Regions from separate parts of the Homo sapiens genome. Here region 2 is linked to region 1. A link is a contact called in ENCODE Hi-C or POLR2A ChIA-PET data. All regions are on one chromosome and are shown on one strand. The core of a region is the stretch at or near the end of the contact, and the rest is flanking DNA. Distances in the headings are between cores, read along the strand shown.

The links. A loop is a pair of places that touch in the nucleus more often than their neighbours do. ChIA-PET counts read pairs that join two places held with the same protein, here RNA polymerase II (POLR2A). Pooled maps may share reads with other maps.
Region 2: a loop to region 1 is called in a pooled map, with 2.2 times the contacts of the local background. The contact joins two enhancer-like sites. A Hi-C loop is called at or near these places in 1 of 37 single-sample maps with no recorded cell type and 1 of 50 pooled maps. POLR2A ChIA-PET finds 5 or more read pairs at or near these places in 1 of 52 experiments (activated T-cell).

What each region holds. Positions count from the first base shown.
Region 1 is chrX:7,118,933-7,122,520 of GRCh38, reverse strand. All of the region lies in intron 1 of PUDP (pseudouridine 5'-phosphatase), which reads left to right. Among named protein-coding and RNA genes, the nearest start is that of STS, 27 kb to the left of the region's middle. Within about 2 kb of position 1,845, at least 5 of the 41 ENCODE cell types and tissues checked have a DNase peak (open chromatin) inside an H3K27ac peak, as active enhancers do.
Region 2 is chrX:10,096,732-10,100,319 of GRCh38, reverse strand. It overlaps WWC3 (WWC family member 3), which reads right to left. Exons shown (of 24, transcript NM_015691.5): 9 at 1,741-1,814. Among named protein-coding and RNA genes, the nearest start is that of CLCN4, 58 kb to the left of the region's middle. RefSeq lists an enhancer at 1,887-1,936. Within about 2 kb of position 1,724, at least 12 of the 41 ENCODE cell types and tissues checked have a DNase peak (open chromatin) inside an H3K27ac peak, as active enhancers do.

The sequences.
Region 1 (3,588 bases), core at 596-3,095:
AGCATTCTTTGATCAGCATCTACAGGGTCTGAGATTCTGCTTTGAAAAAATCCATGTAGGAAAAGCGAGAAGGAAAGGAAGTACACAGGAAGGGAGAGCCAATTCATCTCTGTGACCAGAAAAATTAAAAGTTCTTTTTGCACTGGTCATCTACTGCCAAATATGTGCTTTTAAATGGGAGAGAGAACAATATGCATGTACATAGCAGTATTATTCAGTATCCTGGGCTTTTTCCTCTTCATTATGGTTATCAGATTTGTGTGCAAATGAATGTAAACACACACACACACACACACACACACACATATATGGGTTTTTTTTTTTGAGACAGGGTCTTACTCTGTTGCACAGGCTAGATAGAGTGCAGTGCAGTGGTGCAACCATAGCTGACTGTAGCCTCGAACTCCTGGGCTCAACCGATTCTCTTACCTCAGCTCCCCGAGTAGCTGGGACCAGAGGCACATGCTACCACACCCAGCTAATTTTTAAATGTTTTTTGTAGAGACAGGGTCTCGCTGTATTGTCCAGGCTGGTCTCGAACTCTTGGTCTCAAGCAATCCTCCTTGCCACAGCTTCCCAGGTGCCTGGGATTACAGGCATGAGCCACAGCCCCCAGCTAACATATTCTTTAACCCCAATATCTACAGGATTTAAGACTCTCTCTGTTGGATAGCTCAACTTAAAGATATGGTAGAGCTCTCCTGAATTTATAAATCCAAATCAACAGTTATTTATTCTCCCAAGCTAGGGACCCACCCTCCTTATGGTCGCAGGGGGTTCCCTGGCACACTGCATGCTAGTTAGAAAGCCCTCACACTGACCCCAGGCTCCTCCCTATATGCCTGTACCCTTTGGCCACCTACCTGTGGATCTTTTCTCTCTGGGAGCCTCCTTGTTCTCTGTGTTTGGGACAGGCTGTCACCTTCTGTCAACTAGGGTACCTTGCTCTTAAATTATCCCTTCAATCCCACCTCCACCATAATTAAAGTTAAAACAGTAGTGGGACCTGCTTTTAGCCTGCAGTGTGTGGGCGTGGAGGGAAGGCACCCTGAAGCTCCAGGGAAGGAATGGCGCCATACTTTGTGCGCTCACCAGTGCCCCAGAAAGGATGGCACTGGGGACAAGAGCCCCAAAACATGGGCATCCCCTCCTCCCTAAGAAGGCTCAACAGAGGGTCCCCTTCAGGGATTCCATCAATAAAGAAAGCACATTTTATGAAGGGGAGTTGAGAAGTCCCAGGAAGATTTCCTCACATTGGATTCCAGGGGTCATTTATGAGTGTTGTGATGGTCGGTGGGTATTTTTTGTCATTCAGGGCTACTTCTATTAACATTGTAACTGTTCATTTTTTCCCAACCTAATAAGTTTTTCTTTTTAAAACAACTTTATGGAGGTTTAATTGGAGTACAATAAACTGCACATAAAGTATACTGTGTGACCAGTTTTGGCATGCAGTTACCGTGACACAGTTCCCACACCCAGATGACAAATCTTCCCACAACTCCCAGAAGTTTCACGTGCCCACTGCAACCCCTGCCTCTCTCTGACCCCATGCCAAAGGAACCACTGGTCTGCTTCTGAAATTAAAGATTTCCTAGAATTGTATATAGAACCACACAGTATATGTTCTTTTTTTAATCTGGCTTCTCTCATTGAGCATAATTTTGGGAACTCATGTCATTGTGTGTACCAGTAGTTTTTATGCCTTTTATTCAGTTGTGTGGCTGCACCACAGGCTGAATATCCATTGACCTATTGACAGTCTTGGCTTCTTTCCAGTTTTTAGCTGTTACAAATGAAACTGCCATAAATATCTGTGCCTAAGTCTTTGTGTAAACATAGGCTTTTCTTTCTTGAGTAAACATGTAGGACTGGACTGATTCCTTCCTGAGGATTGTATGGTAAATTTATAGTTAACTTTTAAAGAAACTGCCCAAAGAGTTGCTATGTTAGCCTTTTATTACTGCTGTAACCAGTTGTCACAAACAGTGGCTTAAAACAACACAAATGTATTGTCTTACAGTTCTGGACACCAGAATTGGTCTCAGTTGGTAAAATCAAGGTATTGGCAGGGCTGTGTTCCTTTCTGGAGGCTGTGGGGTATTGGCTGTTTCCTTGCCTCTCCAGCTCCTAGAGTGGCCGCCATTCCTGGGCTCTGACTACCGCTCCTCTTCATACCTTCTCTCTCTCCCTCCTGGCCGCCTCTTATAAGGACCTTGTGATTATATTGAGTCCACCTGGATAATCCAGGGTCACCTCCCCACCTCAAGATTCTTAATTACTTTTGCAAATTCCCTGTTGCCATGGAATTTAACATTCACAGGTTCTGGGAATTAGGACTTGGACATCTTTGGGGGACAATTATTCTCTCTACTGCAGATTGCGTCATCACTGAGTTGTAAAGTTCAGTTCCTTACGTATTCTGGATACGAGTCCTTTGGGTGTCTGTGTGTGCATGTGTGTATGTATGTATTGTAAATATTTTCCCTCAGTCTGTAGCTTGCCTTTTGCTTTCTTATGTGTATGTGCCTTTTAATTTTGAAGAAAGCCCCTTTATCCATATGTTCTCGTACGACCCTTGCTCTTTGCGTTCTATGTATAAAACCTTCACATAATCCAAGCCTCCAAGAATTTTTCTCCTGTTTTCTTTACAGAGGTTTATGATCCTAGGGATCAATATTTTTCCCCAATACAGATATGTTTTCATACAGATAGGTATGGTCTAGCAACACCTTTTGAACCAGTTCATTTTTTAAGTGATTTTTTAAATTTAAATATGGATGAGAAAAAAATTCTTAGACCAATTCCCATACCTATTAAATAGAATTGCTAATGCCTGTGAATTATGCCACATGCTAATCAAGAGTTTTACTTTGCAGATGATCACTCAATTATCTTTACAGATCTCTATTTTAAGCAATCATATTTATTATTTTTTCTCTACAGTTCAAAAATGATAGCTTACAGCTACAGGAAGCGATATATCAAATACTTAAATACTTTTTTCTAAGCCCACTAGAGCAAGCTTCTCATTTGAGGCAATATTACTGAGACTCTTAATTTTATGCTTAATTATTCATTTCAGTCCTTTAAATTCCTAAACACGAGAAAGCACTAGCATTTACATGCAGGCTCATTTGTAAAGGTGAAACAGTGACAGCACGGTGCTGTGGAAGTTTCTATCCTGTATATATAAAGCACAAAATACGTTAGTGGTTGTAGGGAAAAGCGCGGTAGTGCTCACAGCGTGTTAACAACTTGCAACATTTGTTGAAGAACAGATGATTGCACTTCTCATCATTTGATGTTCTCATCACCGTGTCTTCTCCCTTCTCATACTGCTAGGAATTTGTGCTTGGCTTGTAACATTGCTTCTACCTGACTTCTGTTTTCGGGTCTGAGAGGACATTTCTTAGATAATAGGTCATTGAAATTAGTTAGCTGAAGGTGACATATGGATAGGTCTTCAGGTGAGAAAAACATTCTGATTTACATAGTGATGTATTCTTAATCACTGTTTTTGCAAGGTTTCTCTTTGTCAGTATTTGTTTCAAAATATATTAATGAACTTATCATTTCTGATTACTG
Region 2 (3,588 bases), core at 475-2,974, 3.0 Mb before region 1:
CCACTATGCTAGTGGGAAAAGGACAGGCAGCACCTGTGCAGGCCCACCCAGGTGGAGTTTAAAAGAAATCTCTGATTTTTAAATGCTCCAACACAGCCCACAGAGGCACTTCTGACATGCCGCTACTGTCAGTGGAAGGTGGACCTTCCTCTGTAGCTGTGGTGCGTTTCCTAACAAGGTTCTGGCCATCTTGAAATAATATGGTATTTTATTCAAAAGAACTGATGAAGTACCATGCCTGCCCCTTGAACAATTTTCTTAAATACTCGACTTTTCACCCAAATGTATTATCCCAACATTTAGAAGGTTACTCACCATATACTGGCACCATCTCTAGAAAACAAAGAAATCACTTGCTATGTTTGGTAAATGTCACAACCAAACACGTAACAATCATGTTCCTAAGTGTAGCAAATTCCAGCACCCACACTCCGCAGTTTCACCAGAAACAGGCAAGAGCAGACGAATACTCAGAAGAGACAATCGCTCCTCACAAACTCTTGCAGGCTACAGAGAAGGAATATGCATGATAATGAAGAATCACCACACAGACAACTGGTATTGCCAAATGAACTTGGCACTGTTCTGTGGGGAAATTTAAAGCCCACCACGAGTCCATCCTAAAAAGCCAAGAGGCACTGGTTAGAAAACCTCCTAGAAAACAGAAGGCCCATGTCCGTTTAAGTTGGCCCTGGAGCACTGAATCATATGATGTGCTTTTGTTGCTATTTTTACATTTTTTAAAAAGCCAACAAAGTAGCTTTCCAGACGTCCATGAATGGTACAGTGTGCTGAGCAGGCCTAACTGTTTAGCTTCCAGAAAGAACTCCCTCACCCCACCCGACATTCTGCTATTCTGCTCTCCCCGCCCCCCATGACAATATTTCATTTGTGACTCAAGTAACTTTTTAAAAAAGATATGCTTGATACTCTTCTGAAGCACTTATTTGGAAATAATTTGGCTTTAAGACTCTTTCCAGAAGGCACAAACTAGAGAAAGTCCCTAAAAAGAGAATACAAAAGTCAGAGAGGAGAAGAATATTGAAAACGGGAGCCCTGCACAGCTGAGGAGACACGTGACGCCCTAAAATACTATGCCATGCGAGGGTTCGGAAGCCTCTCAGCTTTGTGCATGTCAGAGGATGAAGACTGGAAGGGAGGGAGGGAAGTGAGGAAAGAGAAACACAAGTGCACAAAGTGGGTCAAGCTGCAATTTGCAGGAGGCCAATGGTTTACGACACAGGACAACATAAATGGAATGAAATCAATTAGGTACTGCTCACCTGTTGACCTAATGCTTATTGAATGTCTTATAACCAAGATACATGGCTTTGCCCATTAGCTTATGGAGTTAGAAGCCACACATATAAAAGATCAAGTGGTTTCACTTATGACACCCTCTGGAACTGATGCTCGTCTATTGGAAGGAGGGAAGGGAAGGAGGGGTAGAGGTTCTGAACCACCGGGGATGACAAAGCCAAAAAAGTTTCTATTCTTATGGAATCACGTCTGTATAACTGTTTGTAATATTGCAAATTTCACATTTTAAATGCACTTGAAATGTTGTCATATGTATGTATTAAGCTACACGTAAATGAAGATCCTTGACTTGGTATTCTATCAAACGCTGTTCTCCGATGAGACGTGACCAATCACACACAGGAACTATGCCACGCTTCCTTCCACAGGAGAAAGTAAGTAAGTAAGCAGAAGGCGAGGTTGGAAAAAAGTGCTTCTTACCTCTTTCTGGCTTCTTCATATTGCCAATTAAGTCTGACTCGGTCTACAAGTCTTGTTTTATCATCAAAGACAAACTTTCCGGAACAGAAGAGAGAAAAAAAGAAAGGAAACGCATATTAAAAACATATTTCCAAAATAGCAACTTCACTTAAACTTTCGGCAGCAATGAGAAATATTCTTCATCTCTTTCACTTTCAATCTGTGCAAGGTCTGGAAGGAAACACTGAATAACCCTTTGCGGCCACCCCTGGCTGGGGAGGGGGGAGGGGGAAGGGAAGACTCTTGCTTGCCTAAACTGGTAGGGTTTTTTGTTTTTTTTTACAGCAGCAGCATATCTATCTATTCTGTAATTCCAAACAACAACCACAAATTAGGTTTTAAAAGAAGTAGGAAATTACTTAGTAAAAGTTGATACAAAGGCAAAAACCAGTCACCCGATTTTGTGCAGTACATTCTCTAATTCCTCAGTAAACGTAAAATAATGATGTTCTACTCAGAAGCTCCACGGTCTGAGGAAGCTGGACTAGCTGTGTGACGGATGGGCTGGTGGACGCCTTCTGATGCCACGAGGTGTGTTAAAGAACCAAGGGCAAGCCAGGCGCGGTGGCTCACGCCTGTAATCCCAGCACTTTGGGAGTCTGAGGCGGGCGGATTACGAGGTCAGGAGATCGAGACCATCCTGGCTAACACGGTGAAACCCCGCCTCTACTAAAAATACAAAAAATTAGTCGGGCGTAGTGGCAGGCGCCTGTAGTCGCAGCTACTCGGGAGGCTGAGGCAGGAGAATGGCATGAACCCAGGAGGCGGAGCTTGCAGTGAGCCGAGACTGAGCCACTGCACTTCAGCCTGGGCGACAGAGCAAGACTCCGTCTCAAAAAAAAAAAAAAAAAAAGAACCAAGGGCAAAAGGAAAGCAAGCAAGGTCTCAAAAAGCCAGAGCTCGGGGAGTACCAATATAGAGTTAGCCTAAATGCGGTGCTCTGTGACGAGTAGATATACTTAAATATTTTTGTACCAGTTACATTGATGACAATAAAATCCTACACAAAACAAAAAAAGACATGTACAGGAAGTAACTGTAGTACATTTTGGTTAATTCCTCATTCCTGCAAATATTCACACAACTCCAGTTTCAATAAATCAGCTCCATCTGTTGATCTGACCTTACTAGATCACATATTATGGCCACCAAGTCTTTACATTTTTGAAATAACTTCCCATCAACAAGTATCTGAAAATATTCAACTTGAATGATTAGCAGTGAATTTATCGACACGAGTTTTGATCTATGTTGATGAAAAATGTCTTCGCAAATTTATTGCCTTGAATGGCAAGATGAAAAAGTGCCTTACAAGGGACTGAGCATTCTCCAACCAGAATGACAATTGTTCATGGTTTCTTTTTTTGAGACAGGGTCTCGCACTATTGCTCAGACTAGAGTGCAGTGGCACAATCACAGCTCACTGCAGCCTCAACCCCTTGGGCTCAAGCGATCCTCCTGCCTCAGCCTCCCAAGTAGCTGGGACTACAGGCATGAGCCACCACGCCCAGGTGGTTGCCCAGCCATGTTGCCCAGACTGGTCTTCAACTCATGGGCTCAAGCAATCTGGCCACCTCTGGCCACCTCAGCCTCCCAAAGTGCTAGGATTACAAGCATGAGCCACTGTGCCTGGCCACAATTATACATGTTTAAACGGCCTCATCCAATGCTCCTCTCCAGCTTCCTCAGTATAAATATATTTAAGTGGCAGTGCCACAGCTCCAAAAGCTGTCCACAGTGGAGATGAGCTACTTGCCATTTCAGTCCCCTCTTTATTAGTGACCCTGCAATCAACTCATCAAGATCAGT